2 separate regions of the Homo sapiens genome follow, and region 2 is linked to region 1. The links are chromatin loops, found by intact Hi-C in ENCODE. Cell type or tissue: endothelial cell of umbilical vein. All regions are shown on one strand.

Evidence for each region. A loop is a pair of places that touch in the nucleus more often than their neighbours do. Peaks named below come from ENCODE experiments on the same cell type or tissue, not always from the same donor. Only the 100,000 strongest peaks of a DNase experiment are listed, where the experiment ranks them.
Region 2: it touches region 1 in a loop (2.4-fold over the local background); 2 of 110 quality-filtered maps call a loop at or near these places.

Annotation. Positions count from the first base shown.
Region 1 is chr5:65,194,671-65,202,670 of GRCh38, forward strand. It overlaps ADAMTS6 (ADAM metallopeptidase with thrombospondin type 1 motif 6), which reads right to left. Exons shown (of 25, transcript NM_197941.4): 21 at 2,352-2,481. Among named protein-coding and RNA genes, the nearest start is that of ADAMTS6, 280 kb to the right of the region's middle. In endothelial cell of umbilical vein, no CTCF peak of the experiment used is centred here; DNase peaks (open chromatin) are centred at 4,261 and 5,521; H3K27ac peaks cover 3,868 bases.
Region 2 is chr5:65,258,889-65,266,888 of GRCh38, forward strand. It overlaps ADAMTS6 (ADAM metallopeptidase with thrombospondin type 1 motif 6), which reads right to left. Exons shown (of 25, transcript NM_197941.4): 13 at 3,929-4,074; 14 at 1,712-1,775. Among named protein-coding and RNA genes, the nearest start is that of ADAMTS6, 220 kb to the right of the region's middle. In endothelial cell of umbilical vein, no CTCF peak of the experiment used is centred here; DNase peaks (open chromatin) are centred at 3,483 and 3,863; H3K27ac peaks cover 1,644 bases.

The DNA.
Region 1 (8,000 bases):
AATAATGAGTAATATTTTAAGTATCTACATTTAGGTCTTTAAAAAAAACCCATCAGACTAAACTTTCTATTTTTCCCATATTCTCTGTATCTTTTCTTTTGAATTCCATTCCCCATCTCCAAACTTAAGTAAGTAACTTCACTTCAGAACTACATAAGGAGATAGAAAGCTTAATTTTAATAGTGTACATCAATATGTCAATTATCCTTAAACTGTTAAAAAACAAAAACAAACCTCCAATGTAATACTCAAACACACAACTTATGGGATGAAATGACCAACAACTGAAATCTTTAAGGACACTGGACATTTAAACTTTTAAGCTTAAACAAATGAAAAAGCTTAGGCCAAAATGGAATAGGGTGTGACCAGGCTCACTCAGATGCCTTCACAGGCTGATCAAATGCCAAATATACTACTTAAGATCCTGAATGTCAGAGAATTAACGTAATAGACTGAGACTCACAATGACATGAAAATATGCTGAAGTTACTGGAAACATAGAAAGGGACAAAATTGGCCCATGGATTTTGAGCATCGCATTGCTCTACAGTTTCTCAGTTTCTCTTGAGATAAATTTATAAAAATAATTGGCAGAAAAGAGGAATGTGAAAAAAATTTAATAACTTGTCTTTGTAACACATATGATAGGTCACATTTTGATACTTTCCCATGTCTGGATTTTAAGAGATTAGTTATATGGTGATAACATTTTGAAAAGAACTCAATGTAAAATTGCAAAAGTCTTAGAACAAAAACTATCACTCTAGATTCCTTGTGCTTCTTATTTGGTTGCCAATACCCTACACCTCTTCAAGGGACTAGTAGTGAGTATCACCTTTAAGATTCAAATGTTCAGGCAGACACTGACTTTAAATAATGGAAGTTCAAAAGGCATTATTGCTTTGGAACAAGAAATGCACCTTGAACAAGAAATGCACCTTGGTTTAAACGTTATTTGGGACATGGATTATTTATGTATTTTAACTTCCATGTTTATGTAGCTCCACTCTAGTCATTTTTAGAGAAGCTTCATTATAAAGTTTTTCTCTCCAGTTGTAGAGAGTTTGGAACATACAAATTCATTTGCTTATTCTCTTTTGCCTTATCAGTTTCATGTTGGGATGATTAATTAACCAGGAAGATAACAGTTCATCCAATTTCTCAAACAAGAATGAAATGCCAATCACACATGTTTTCTCTTGCAGTTTTCAATCAGGCAAAATCTCTACAAAGATTACTTTTGTCGTGATCAACTCAACATCACATAATCATCTTGAGCCTTTTGCTCAATCAAGAAACATTTCTGTTCTTACAGATTATAATGTGTGGCTCATTGAGAGCAGGTCTCATTTAAAACCATCATTAAAATGAATGGGCTCTCTCCTTGTTAATCCCTTTACAGTGAGTTGTATTGCTGCATTAATCAACAGAAAGAGACTGAAGTATACCTCTATGCCTGTACCCAACACTCAGAATATAGGATGCCTTACAACAACAGAACTTTAAACTGGGTCAGCAAATTAAAGCCCTGATATTCTATTCCAGAGTATTTCTAAACCATTTTAAAAGTCTTTAGGTCTTGGCTGGGCACGGTGGCTCATGCCTGTAATCCCAGCACTTTGGGAGGCCGAGGCGGGCGGATCACGAGGTGATCCTGGCTAACACAGTGAAACCCCGTCTCTACTAAAAATACAAAAAATTTAGCCGGGTGTGGTGGTGGGCGCCTGTAGTCCCAGGTACTTGGGAGGCTGAGGCAGGAGAATGGCATGAACCCTGGAGGCAGAGCTTGCAGTAAGCCGAGATCGCGCCACTGCACTCCAGCCTGGGCGACAGAGCGAGACTCCGTCTCAAAAAAAAAAAAAAAAAAAAAAAAAAAAAAGAGGTCTTTAGATCTTTAGGACAAATATGTAGAAAAGACAGGAGTGTAAATAAATCACTATATTTTATTACATCTAAGACTTTTTTTTTATGTGCCATTAAGAGAGGGGAAAAATGTCAATTATTATAGTAAGACACCATTAGCTGCAAGTTGAATCCTAATTTCAGAGATGCTAAAATGTGAAAAGATGTGTGCTTTAGAATTGATGAAATATGATCATTTCCAGCATTGTGTCAGAACAAAATTCATTGAAGTTCCTGCTTTAAAGAAGTTAATGACTGAAATCTATGGATAAATAGGAATCTTTGCTCACTAAAAGAGACATCAAAATTCCTCCCTCTCAGGATGTTTTCTACCTTTTTTCAGCCTAATTTATTCTCATCATATAAATATATTTCCAAACATGAATACATAATGTTTTTCTCTTTGCACCTGAAGAAAATAATTCTCATTTCTTTCCCTTACTTACTCAGGTGGGCAGGGCTCAGTGTTGCAGGCTCTTTGATTTTCAGGTGGCTTACTGTCAGGATCACAGTAATTGTTCTGGACAATGGAGTTGTCATCCAACCTTTTACAGACCACCTCCTGTCTTTGGACACCTTGAGAAAAGGAGGACATCATTAATTGAAGAGAAGTTTACCTTCCATTAAGTTAGGTATGCATAGCTTTCCTCTGTGGGGAATTGACCTCACTGGATCGCTGCCGTCTTATCTGTTCCACATTGGACTGCTTCTCTAAAATGGAGAGAAGACCTGGTCATTATACTGAAATTTTAGGCAAAGTTATTTTTCTCATATTTAGAAACGTAACTATTTCAAGTCCAGAAAAGAAACTATTGGTAATCTTAAACAATTTTATTCACATTTGTAAATTCTTCTTCGTGCTTCCCTTAACAAACAAACAAAACAACAGATTACAATTTCCCAAAATAATATTATCAAATAAAATGTACAAATATGCATTTCAATGCAAAACAATGATTGTATATTTATTTAAAAATAGAACAATAGGGACAAATTTACTTTTTGATATTTTGTAGAACAAATCCCATCTATTTAGTTTTTGTTAGGAATACATCACATCCACACATTTCATTTTTTCTTCCGTTTATATATTTATCTCTCTAAAAGCCCATTCATTGTTTAGAAATTAGAGATTGCAGTGGGCCTCTTTTGGACTGTAACCAACTAGTCTGTTTATTCGAACAGAGTTGACCCCTGTTGATTATACCACTGTCAAATACATACATACACAGTTCATTCAAATATTAATTTATCTCATTTTAAAAAATTAGTCTATGTGATATGTTTACCACAGCTAAAAATATTCTCATACAGTTTATAAAATATTAAATATATGTCAATTATTGGCAAAGATATTCACCATAACTTGCTCACATTTCACAAAATATAAAGACACACACAAACACACACTCGTATTTGTAAATGTTCCTGATGAACAGATTTTATGTATACTCATTTTCTCTTTAGTGTCAAGGAAACAAAAGAAGCAGACAGGTATATCAAGATATCAAAGAGAAACACGTCAAACTACAAGACAATGCTAAATGTTTCAGATCATATAGCGGTAACAGGTTACTCCTGGCAATAGAAATAAAAGCACACACTAAGCTATTCCCCCACTCACCCACCCCATCTCTATAAACAGGTAGGCTAAATTACCCAGAAAGAGTTGTAAAAGCAGCATTAGCAGTATCCAGGAAACCACAGCTTCACACCTAGCTAATCCCACACAATCCTTCAGTTGTTTTTCTTTTTTTTTTCCCAGTTGTTTCAAGTAATAATGCCCTAAAAAAACAGTGTGATCACAAATTAGGGAAATATATGTGAAACAGGATCATTCAGTGAAAGAAACTGTCACCTAAAGAGCTACACACCAAATGCTTCCCCCAAGTTCCCCTAAATCATAGAAATTCTGCAGGTGGGAGTGCCTCCGTTATCATGTTATGCACACCTACCTTTAACTAAGCCCTTTAAATTTAAAGACTGACAGGGCAAACTATTAAATCCACCAAGCTCATGACACTTAAATCCTGTAGCTTCCATGACAGTGGTGAGCAGTTAGTCTTTTTTATTGCTTGCACTGACCCAGGGCTCTTGCTGATCACCTTCTGCAACCATTTTTTATGTTTTCCTAAACTTAGGGGTCTTAAACATAGTCAAACAACTTACTGGCAAAATGTCCTAGAGTATGTATTGTATTCCTTCCCTCCCAACCCCTAAAATAAGCCAAACAATGAAGTTTATGTGACGACAACAGTTTGGAATTTTTTAACTATTAAACTTTAGAATTTTTGAGGGAAGAATGATTCACATCAGGCATAGTTGTGATCCATTCACAGATGTTCCATGATATTCATCGGATATCTCCCCATTGTGTCATTCCAGTGGGCAGATAACTAGGTCCATGTGGTCCACCTAGACAGATACCTCTACCATTAGTCATAGGAGTCAACTACCAACTCCAACAGTGGCTCAGATTATCCATCCATCCTGGTTCAATATTTTGCCTCTATCAGGGACAGCAGGGGATTTTTTTTTATTGGTTAGTGTGATTATTTTTTTTTAAGTCATTCAAACATGACTATACTTGAAACAAGAACACTGGCATCCAAAACATATCTTGGTTATTTCTCAGGAAGGAATAAACATTCTCAACACTACAAAATACAACTGATCTGGTTTTGTTTCAGTGGCAGAAACATTAATTCAGTTTCCTTGACTTGTAGAAACTGAATTAAGTCAAGATAAAATTCTTCTTTCTCTAACTTAACCCTAGAAATGTTGTTTGGCTATAATTACATTTGTTTTCAAAAGTAGCCTTTATTGCAAAAGCAGGGCCTCTGCAATTTGAATCATAGATGAGATATGAGTTAGTAGAGCTGTGATTTATATTTCATTTTATGATAAATTCTAACAATGTATGTATCTTGAAAAAAATTTGGTACATAATATTTGTTATCAAAAATTTGGAAAATTACACAAAACCACAAGGAAGAAATAAAACTGACCCATAGTCCAATATTTTGTTTCAGACCCCTTTAATTTCAGGGCTATTTTGCTCTTTAGTGGGATCCAGTAATTAGTTTAAAAATTACATGTATACCCAAACTAAAACTGTCAGCTAAATGTAGTTGGCAGGTCATTCATTCATTTACTCATTCATTCATTCATTCAACAGAGATAGTTACTAAACCAAAGCATTGTGTTTATGAGATATAAACACAGTATCTCTTGGGAGATATTGGGCTAAGTGCTAAGAATTATGAATTGACTTAATTTTGATCATGCCTTCCTTCCATACTTCTTAAAAACTGGGAATCAAGAGTACTTAGGTGTTCATTTTAGCTTCATGATTTCAGAATGCTATTTTTTATGAAGTAAAAATTAAAGTCCTTGAATAGACAGCTGAAATTGCTCTATATTTTATGAAGATGCATGTTTTCCTTACATTTGTCTTTTATTAATTTTCTTCTAGAATGTTATATTAGACAGTGTGGTATTTCACACTCAAGAATTGACTATATCAGTAATCTATTCCAAATCTTCCTACAACACTGTACTATCTTCCTCCAACAGCATACAAAGCTCCTTCCAACTATTACTCCCACACTTGGCAGGTTTACAGATTTTTTTTTCTTTTTAAGTCAGTAGCAACAGGATAACTCTATAAACCAAGGCATCTAAATGAATGGATTTTTAAACACATACTTTTGAATTAAGGAAAATGCAGCTTTTAACTTTAGAAAGTAGAAAATACAGATCAACTGGAAATAATCTAAACTAAGTCCACAAGAGAAATGATTGAGTTTAGATTCTTTTTATATGATCAAGCCTCTTGTACATAACTTCTTTTAAAGTAGTCTGTAAAACATTGCTAAGATGTTGATTTTAAACCCGGTTGGGAATAATTACATCCAGTTACACGAAACCACGATGCTTTCAAATCTAAAGACTTATAGTTTATAACCAAAACATAAAATGTCCACATGACCAGTCAGTGTGTACCTAATCAAAAACAAAATTCTAGTGGCTTAGTGTCCAGATCCCCTGGAAATAAGCAGATGTTCTGCAGAATTTAATAAAAATACACTAATTGTATTTTATTCTTAAACACCTAAAGTTACTGGCATGCAAACTGTATGTATATGTTTTTTTAATGCAATCCTTCCTCCATGCTTAAAAAAAGTAATGGCTTCATATTACGAAAGTTAATTATAAGAGATGATATTGCCAATATATATTTACTTTAAACCCTCTACAAAAGGTATATTCTGTTTAGAGACTTTTAATTTGCTTATCTTTTTATTCTTTGATACTAAAGATTCAAATATGATGGTCCTTACCACAGAAATGTAACCCTCACTTTTTGTCCATAAGTTTAAATGTCAGATCCTATATTTAATTTTCTGCCAATAGTTCAAAGTTAAAGATCTATTTTCCCATCAAAGGTTCTTTTATACAATGGGAAGAAGGCATATTCCACTTGAATCACTGCTCTAGCTACATATCAAGAAATGGCTTTAATGGCATTTTTATACAGTATGTACCAAAGGAAAAGGTGCAAGAAGCCCATCAAATGGCAAATGAGTCCTGGATGGAAACCATCTGCTGTTCTTACTCTAGGGGGTGGTGATGGTTCAAGTGAGTCCCAGTCTGAGCAAAGAGTTCAGAGACCATCGCTCTTCTTCATTTCTTCCCTCCATTCCAGTCCCTCTACTCCTCTTATTAGCTGCCCAATGTTCTCATGTGTTCCTATCTTTCTCTTCTTTCAGAGAATTAAATAATTTTGTAAACTCATTTGTAACATAGTATTTGGCAATATATTGCTTTTCTCAGGGCAATTTACCATCTTAAAAGTAGAAAGAAGGCACTCAAGGTACAGAAATTACAACTTGAATTTAACTTGAAAGGGTGACATGTGTTAAACCAAGAAGGATGGGTCGGGGGTGGTTAAGGGCAGGAGAAAGACTTTCTAAGTCTTCTCAACTCTACTCATCAGTCCCATCATTTCAGTGATAGACCATGTAATGGATAAATGGGCATTCTACAACCTCCTGTGAATGAGTCAACAATAAAAAGAAAGAAATATAAATGTATTCTTGGAATTGATGGGCTAACCAACATCTAAATAATTTAACCTAGTGACATAGCACATCATATCTACCCAAGAAACAGTTTTCTGAAGAGAAGGAGGTAACATTAAAAAGTCAGAGCTTGTACTAAAAATGTGTCTGGTGGCTAAGGCAACAATTTGCTTAGCCACAGCATCCATAGTAGCTAGCAACCAAGACAACACTATATAACTACAGTATACAGAGCATATGGCCAGCAATATTAATTTAATTTAAATCTTTAATGCAGATAGCATCCAAAGAGTGACAAGTGCCAGGAAAAAAAATGTCTCTCCGCTCTGCCTTTCACTGCTGGAATCTGGCTGTTGTGCCGTGTGATTGTTGGCCAGACACAAGCATTTGCAGGGCAGAGCAAAGCCCATCTGCCTTGGATCTAACAGCTGGAACCCAGGGTACCAATCAACTCCACTCATATGGTTCCTTCTTCTGAAGAGCCTCCTGCTAGTTTTTATCTTTCAAAGGCTTCCCTTCTCTTTTCAGTGTCTTTCCTTCTGTCCTTTTCAGTGTATTTCCTTCTGTCCTAAGCAAAACTGGATGTCCTAAGTAAACAAAGGATGATCAAAAGCAAAATGTAGCTCTAAAAATATTGTATTTTTCTAGAACAACTGTGTTTAGTAATGGTAAGGTAGGGTGGAACATACGTATACTGAGCTTATCCCTGGAGAGAATTCCTATTACTCCTTAGCTATTAAGAGTAATCTTTTCCATATAAAGTATCTAAGTTTTTAACTAATTTAGTTCCTACTATGTCTAATGTATACTTTTTTAGTACTATAAGGGAGAAAGTTACTGAGTAAGACAGTCTTGACCTCAATGAGATTACACTAAAATGGGGGTGGGGTGGAACAGGGCAAGTACCATTATAATTATATTACATGATGGAAGATATCTAATAAAATAGTGCATTTTCAGGTCTAATATTTTTAGTTTATAGTTTCCCCATTTTATCTTATTACTGTCTGA
Region 2 (8,000 bases), 64 kb after region 1:
GGAATTCATGAAAGAAGTACAGGCTGAAGATATAAATTTTGGGTCAAATGGCAAATAAATGGTACAAAAGCAATGGAACCAGATAAGATCACCAAAGAAAGGAGTATTGGTAGAGCAGAGACACAGGCCACTGACTAACTCTTGGGTACTCTAACATTGAGGTCAGAGTAAAGAGTAGTAGGAGCTGGCCGGGCATGATGGCTCACACCTGTAATCCCAGCACTTTGGGAGGCCGAGGCGGGTGGATCACCTGAGGTCAGGAGTTCGAGACCAGTCTGGCCAATGTGGTGAAACCCCAGTCTCTACTAAAAAGTGTATATATATATATATATAAAATTAGCCAGGTGTGGTGGCACACACCTGTAATACAGCTACTCGGGAGGCCAAGGCAGGAGAATTGCTTGAATCCAGGAGACAGAGGTTACAGTGAGCCAAGATGGCGCCACTGCACTCCAGCCTGGCCTGGCCAACAGAACAAGGCTCTGTCTCAAACAAACAAACAAACAAACAAACAAACAAACAAAAAGAGTAGGAGCCAATGAAGGAGGAAGAGGAGTAAGCATTAATGTAAAAGAACAACTAAAATGTTGTAGTTTCCCGGAAGCCTATTGAAAGTGAAGTAGTAAGCTGAAGACTTAGAATTGACTATTAGATTTAACAGCATGGAAATCACCTGTGACTTAACAAGAGTATTTCCATAGAATGATCAAGGCAAAAACCTGATAGGAGCAATTCTAGAAAAAATAATGTGAAGAGAGGAAATGGATTCAGTAAGTACAGACAAGTCTTTTGAGAAATTTTGTTTCAATGGGAAACAAGGCAATGGGAAAATAACTAGCATGGTTTTTTGGTTTGTTTGTTTACAGATAGGAGAATGTTTGTATGTTTATGAAAAAAATTCAGAAGTGAACAATCATCTGCATATTTATAAAATCACCAAGAATTAAGACAGTAGTAGAGGTGGAAAGCATGAAAATGTTAACAGTCTAATGACATTAATTAAAAGCTGTGGTTTTTAGATAGGGGGAGGAAGAGTGATCTGGAGGAGTAATGAGATATAAACATTGTCAATCCACTTTGAGGCTCAGTCATTCAAGGGCTAAGAGAGAAAACAAAAGCCTACCCAGTTTGAAGACTATAGGAGAAGCAATATCTTCAGAGGAAGAGCTAGTTTCCATTAAAGTAAGAAGGTGAAAGGAAGGAAAATTCAGAGAAGTGAGTATTAGGGGTTTTGAATTCCTGAAAGTACAGAAGAAGTTTCAGTAGTTGGGCAGGGATACAAAACAGAACAGAGGAGGAAATATACAGCATCTTATCTATTGGATGAGGGATAATGTAGGAGTCTGGGGCTTCTTGCAGTGGCAAACATAAAATGGAATAAAGGGCATAATAAGATTAATTCTGTGGAGTCAAGAAAGATAGTGGTGTTGAAGTTGTGAGTGTGTGGGGCAGGGCAGTTCAGGGTGTGTGTGCCTCTCTTGATATCTGTTGGGGAAGAATATACTTGTTCCCAGTACTGGAGCTCCCCCTTGACCCTTATTAATGGAATTGATGGAGCTGAGGCCAGCTCCATTCATTATTAACAATTTAGAAAATTAATGTGACCTTCACACACATGTATTTCTTATCAAATAGTTTAAAATTAAAAAAATTTCCCTACTCTAGGGAAAGAGTAAGCTAATTTTTCATAACAGAGTTTGGTTTTACTTACATCTGTGTTACAGGAGCGATACCGTTTCCTTTCCCCAAGGCAATATTTTCCACCTCCTGAAGGTCTGAAAAAACATTGTGTTTAAAATGTGAATACTAATACATCTGTCCATACAAAGAGTATATATATTACTTGATGAAAACATACTAAAGTTTACTTTCAAAAAATATATCATTTGACATGTTTTAATTATTAAAGTAATCATGCTGGTGATTGTTAGCAATAATTATGGTTGTTGAACATAAAAATTAAGGCAGTTTATTATTAATTTTATTAATAGTACTATTAATTTTGTATTAATTTACTAGTAATTTATAAGATTCTTAATTGTCATGATTTACATTCTCAAGAAAATCAATTGAATCAATATATTTTCTAATTATCATAGTAAAAATCACTTATTTATAATGAAAAGCCATTTAAATCATATTCAACAAAATCCATAATCTGATGCTATATGTTCACCAACTAGGAAATGGAAAGTTTGTTTTTACTCCAGACAGGAAGCAAGGAGACATGAAATAACTCCTTGGAAATAGCTTTCATTCAAAGTGAATAATGCAAAAACAAATTTCCATCTTATTTCAAAATAGTCCATGAAGTTTAAAAATTTAAATCTAAAAATCAGATGGCTTTGCATTATATAAATACTAAATATTTTATATTTCACCAAAATTAATGAAACAGTAAGACGTCAAATATTTGACTAATATAAGTTAATCTTTAAAGGATTTAACATTAGGGAAAACCATTGCTATTATTTGGGCATACTACCATTGAGTGATAAAAACAACTAATTTCTTCTTTTAAAAGAGGTCCAGTTTTTTCCCTTAAGTATCTGGGTATATTATTTATCACAGGGTTTTTTATACTTTGATTAATTTATAGCAGCTTTCAGTTGAACTTACGTTAGTTATTCTGTAATTTTTTTAAAAAGATCAAGTCTAAATTATAATTTTGGCTCACTGGTATCAATGGGATCATTAAAGCTACATTTTGAATATATTTTGAATGCCAGTGAATGCTGACTCTAAGTAAGGAAGGGAAATGGCTCAGCTTGAACCAGCTTGAGAGAAATGGGTTGGTCAGACAAAAACAAGATAGTGGGGATGGTGGTAGCATGACTGGTTTATGAATGGGTAACAGGAAGCTCTGTTTAGCAAGAGAGGAATAATTGATAGGAAGTGGGAGAATGGAAACACAGAACTAACATAAAGCAAAACAAGCTAAAAAGAGTAAAAGAAAAGAAAAAAGACAGTTGGAGACAGGAACCAAAGAGAGGGATCCTGAGTTAAAAATGGAGAAAAACTAAAAAATAAAAATAGACCATCTTTTATTTCAGAATGAGAAAAAAAAAAGGAAAAGCCGTTATCATAACATCATTCTCCATCAAATACTAGCTGGGAAAGAAGGTCCTCAACCAGCGTTCTAGACAAAAATGGGCACTTGACATGCGGCAGCCAAAGAACAGTTTAGTCTCAGGGAGGACAAGAAAGTACAACTAGAGGAACCGTTCACCTGTAATGGGCATGGAGCACTGGTAGGAGGGAGAAGCAACAGAGCTAGCAAAGAATACTGATGGTGCTGGCCTTGTGCCAGGGGGACTCTGGCTGGAGAAAACAGTGGTGGAAGAGGTGCAGTCTGACCTGCATAAAACAGTCATGGGGAGAAAAGTGGTGGCAGCTCCGGAAGATGATTAATGGGGGCATATGAATGGAAACTATTTTAACACATGGGCAGTATTCTTTTCATTGTGATTTGTGATGCGAATCAAGGCATTTCAACCCTTGAAGTGCTCTCATTGGTCCTTTTAATACTGATGTAGCAGTAATAATTTTATGTGACATGTGAAAAGACCTTAGGTTTCCTGGGAATAATAGTAATGTAGCTAAGACCAGATCTGGATTCATCCATAATTCAGTAGTTTTTGGAGGAGGAAATCTGATTATTATTAGATTAAAAGTCTGGCTTATCTGGGACAGATACACAATACTTTCTATTTTTTACATTTTATTTTTGGTTACACAATAAGGGGAAAGGAAGAAGAAGAAAGTCTGTCTAACAAAGCTCCTCCACTTTCCTGTGCCTATGGCTTGTTCTGAAGACAAGTACTTGGCTCACTAGCGAAACGTTTTTACAGATAACATGTGAAACCACAGCTTTGAATCATTTCCAACTGTGTCTTTTTGTTGGCTCCGGCTTACTTTAGCTACTTACGCTGGACTGTCACAGTGTCTTAGGGATGAGGAGACGCCTCCCCCGCAGGTCCTGCTGCACTCTCCCCATAGTGACCAGGGACCCCAGCCCCCATCTATGCTCTGGGGCCAAGTGCCAAAAGGAACACAATCTCCCTGATAACACCACTGCAAGATTTCACAGAAAACACAGAATTAGCTTTTAGGCAGATAGAGCTATCAGGATAGAAATACATAAGGGTCAGGTACTGACCAACTATAGGCATTAGCATTCTCCCAATTGATAACAGACAGATAGTTCTCTAACTGTGTTTAGACACTGGTGAATGTGCATGTGACTTGCGAATTATCTTAGCTAGACCATGATTTATAAGCCTCTAACCTGTATTGGGAGTTCTAAAAAAAAGTCACATTGCTTCTTTTCCCTTGTTTCTATTCCTCTTGACTTTTAGTGTTTCTCATTATAGAGCTAGCTATAGACCTCAAAGTCTTTTTTAGATATTTTAGTATTTTATTTAAAATTTTTCTTTATATTTCACTATTATTAGACTCATGGAATGATAACGCAATATGGAAGGTTCCCCAGTAAGGAATTTTTATGATGGTAATTGCTCTTTCTTAAAAAAAAAAAAAAAAAAGCCGGTTGAGGCTACAATAGTAAAAGAATGTGTTGTGGCATTTCATCTACATGAGCACTGCAGACATAATAAAAGTAATGCCAAGACATTAGGGACTGGGTACAAAAAAACCCTTGTATACACTGACTAGCCATGTGTATGGCCCCCACATGAACATATGTACTGGAATTCTGCTCAGCTCTACTCTCCGTAATAAACCACACATACTGCACCTAAGTAGAAAGCCAGGAATAATTTATTGAGACACAGACATCACAAAATCAACTCATAACTCTAGCATGATAAATCTTATTTGCAGAATATGGCAAAATGAAAGTCTTTTTTAAACCAAGCATTTGTAGACTTTTGTTGATGCATTTTTCAAATTATCAAACTTTGACACACCAAAATAATGCTACTATGAAAGTCATTTGTTTATATGAATAACAATAAGGAACATGGTTATCAGCAAAGTTGAACAAATGTCATCAATGTTAGGTTGTTTAATAAAAATTCAACCTTATATTAAAATGAAAAGGGATCATGATGTGGTACTTAGAAAGTGATCAGTTTATTATACTAATTCTATCACCAAGCTTTGTTGGTTTTATCTCCAGAATATCCCTGGAATTCTTTTACTTTTCACCTTCTTCATCGCTATACTCTAGATCAAACTGGCAAATGGAGTAGCTTCTTACCTGATCATTGTGCTTCTACTTTTTTCTCCTAGAATCTATTTTCCAGAGAGCATTTAGAAAGATCTTTTAAAAACATGCTATCACATTATGCCACCTTTTTGCTTAAAAAAACTCAGTGGTTTCCTATTTCCATAACACTGATCAACAGTAGATTTAGTGATCTAGCCCCTGCCTCCTTCCTCAGCCCCATTCTCTCTCTTACACAGATTACTCCAGACACATTGGATTTCCACCTTCATACACTAATCTTGTTCCTCCTTAGAGCATCTGAATTTACTGGTCCTTCTAGTAATGCTTTGTTCCCAATTCCTTCTACTGCTGTCTTCTCATCTTTCAGTCTCAGGTCAAGTGTCATTTCAACAGAGAGATCTTTCCTTGACCATCCTCATTCTAAAATGATACCTCAATACCCTTTCCTGCTCCCAGACCATGTAACAGTGATTCTGTCCTACTGCTTTAGTTCCCTCTTACCACTTACCACTACTTTAAATTGCCCTGTTTACTTATCAAATTACTTCTTTGTAATGTAAAAGCCTCAAGAGTCACTTGTGGCTATTTAAATTTAAATTAATTGAAGAATTCAGTTCCTCAGACCCACTAGCCACAGGTAGCTAGTGGCTACTATGTTGGACAGAGCAGATGCAGAACATTTGCATCACCACAAAACGTTTTATTGGAAACAATGAATGCCTAGAATAGCACTTGGCATGTAGTGTGTATGTAACAAAAATTTATTAGATTAATTAATTGGCACATAGTATGTATGCAACAAAAATTAATTAGATTAATTAATAAGTAGTTAAATTAAGGAATTGTGTCCTATTTTGGTTATCACATGGCAGGAAGGAACTGGAGATACTGGAGGGTAAAGAAACCAAATTCATATTTGTTTCCTAGTAGATGGTACCAAATTGACAATCAATGAGCTGTGCTAGTTGTAACAGCATAACGGACTTTTTAGAGCAGTGCTGAGCAATTATTTGTCTATAAAAAATTAGGCAAGAGGAAGTTAACATTTCCTTGGCTGTAGGGAAGAATATCTGACCCTAAGTCTGATATATATTAAAACAGGATATTAAGAAAGATTATTGAGTTTTGAGCAATAAAAATTATCATGAAGAAAAAAAGATCATCTGTTCAGAATGATGAAGAAGAGGCAGCTGGCTAAACCAATAATATAGTATCAACCCTGTGATCAGGGTTACTGATAATGTATACTTGAGAAGGAGAAAATGTTCCACTTGAAAACTTACGACTTAGCTAGTTGGTCTTGAAGAACAATTTTTATAGTGATATGTTAATTGCATCAGATCTGCACCTATACAAAAGTCACAACATCTGGCCAAATAATCTCCAGTTTTGTGGTTTTCTTACTACAAGTAACTGTGTGTAAAAATATTTATGTTTGCACCCAGTTTTCCTATGCAAATAACTGAGCAGTATAGTCCTGGCCAGCAATTAACTGCTTTTTTTTTTCCCTGTCTGCAATTAATGAGAACTGACACTTTCAGAAACTTCAAATCTTAAAACATGCCTATTTTTTCAAATTGGAAACTTAGCATTATTGATTTCAAATAACATTAAAGCTTGATTTTACATTTATTTTATATAATCACAGAGTTGAATCTAAAGCTCAAAGGAACTTCAGAATTCATAAGGCCTAAGCACTTCAGTTTTTCAGATGAGGACACCAGAACCTAAAGGAATTGACTTGCCCAAGATCACATACTAGTAGAAAAGGGATTATCTGTCTAAAATACGTAAAAAAATTAGTGGTAAAAAAAAATCCATTGGAGGTGTATGATTATGTATTTGAAGACATTAAAGAATAACATGCTTTACTGGATTTTTATAACTACATAAAATACAAAATAATACTAGAGTTTTTTTTTTAAACACAGCTGTAGATACACGTTATTTCAGACCTCTTTGTATATACCTATGATTTGTAGAGAAAAAATAGTCAGGTTTTTTCATTTGTCAGGTGACAAAAGAATTGTGAGAGCTACAAGAATACTTAAAGATGTAGGTTCCAAAGTATTTATTAATATTATTACACATTTCTAGAATGCTCACAAAATGTAGGGCAGTGAGAAAAGTCACATGAACTAAAGTCATTCTTTAGGTAAATGATAAATACAATATTCACTTCGTAAAATGCTGCTCAGTGTTCATCACTAAAGTCTACACAACAGTAGTATTTCATAAATGGTTTGCTAAAAGGCCTTATACTGCATAAATTCATGCTTTGGTTATATCTATTCCATGGAGCTATATCATAATAGGTAATTTTATCAGAAAGTTAAGTAACAAACATTAATGGGTAAATAATTTGTAATATAAGTATCAGTCACCTAGCAGTTGACAAGAGTGTAGTCTCTAATTTAATACTAGTTAACAACTTAGTTAACTAGCTAACAAGTTAACAACTTTGGTCTGTGTAGGACTTTATGTTACAAACTTCAGTTCTAGCAATATCTTTGATCCAAAGCAAGTCACTTTTCTTTCTTCTCTTTTGTTTCCTTAACTATAAAATGGAAACTAATTTTAGTTCTTGATTCCAATATGGTTTAGATTAGGGAAACTTTTAAAATAGTTCAACGCATACATACCTTCAAAAAAGTTAAAAACCTACGGAACAACTTGTTTGATTTTGATCTCTGCAGAAGTGTTCGTGTTTTGTTTTCCTCCTTTGTTATTTATAAAAATGGATCTCTTTATAATTATGGCTACTTTTCTCCTTTGGTAGTAGTAAACATCAATGTAGTATATGATTTTA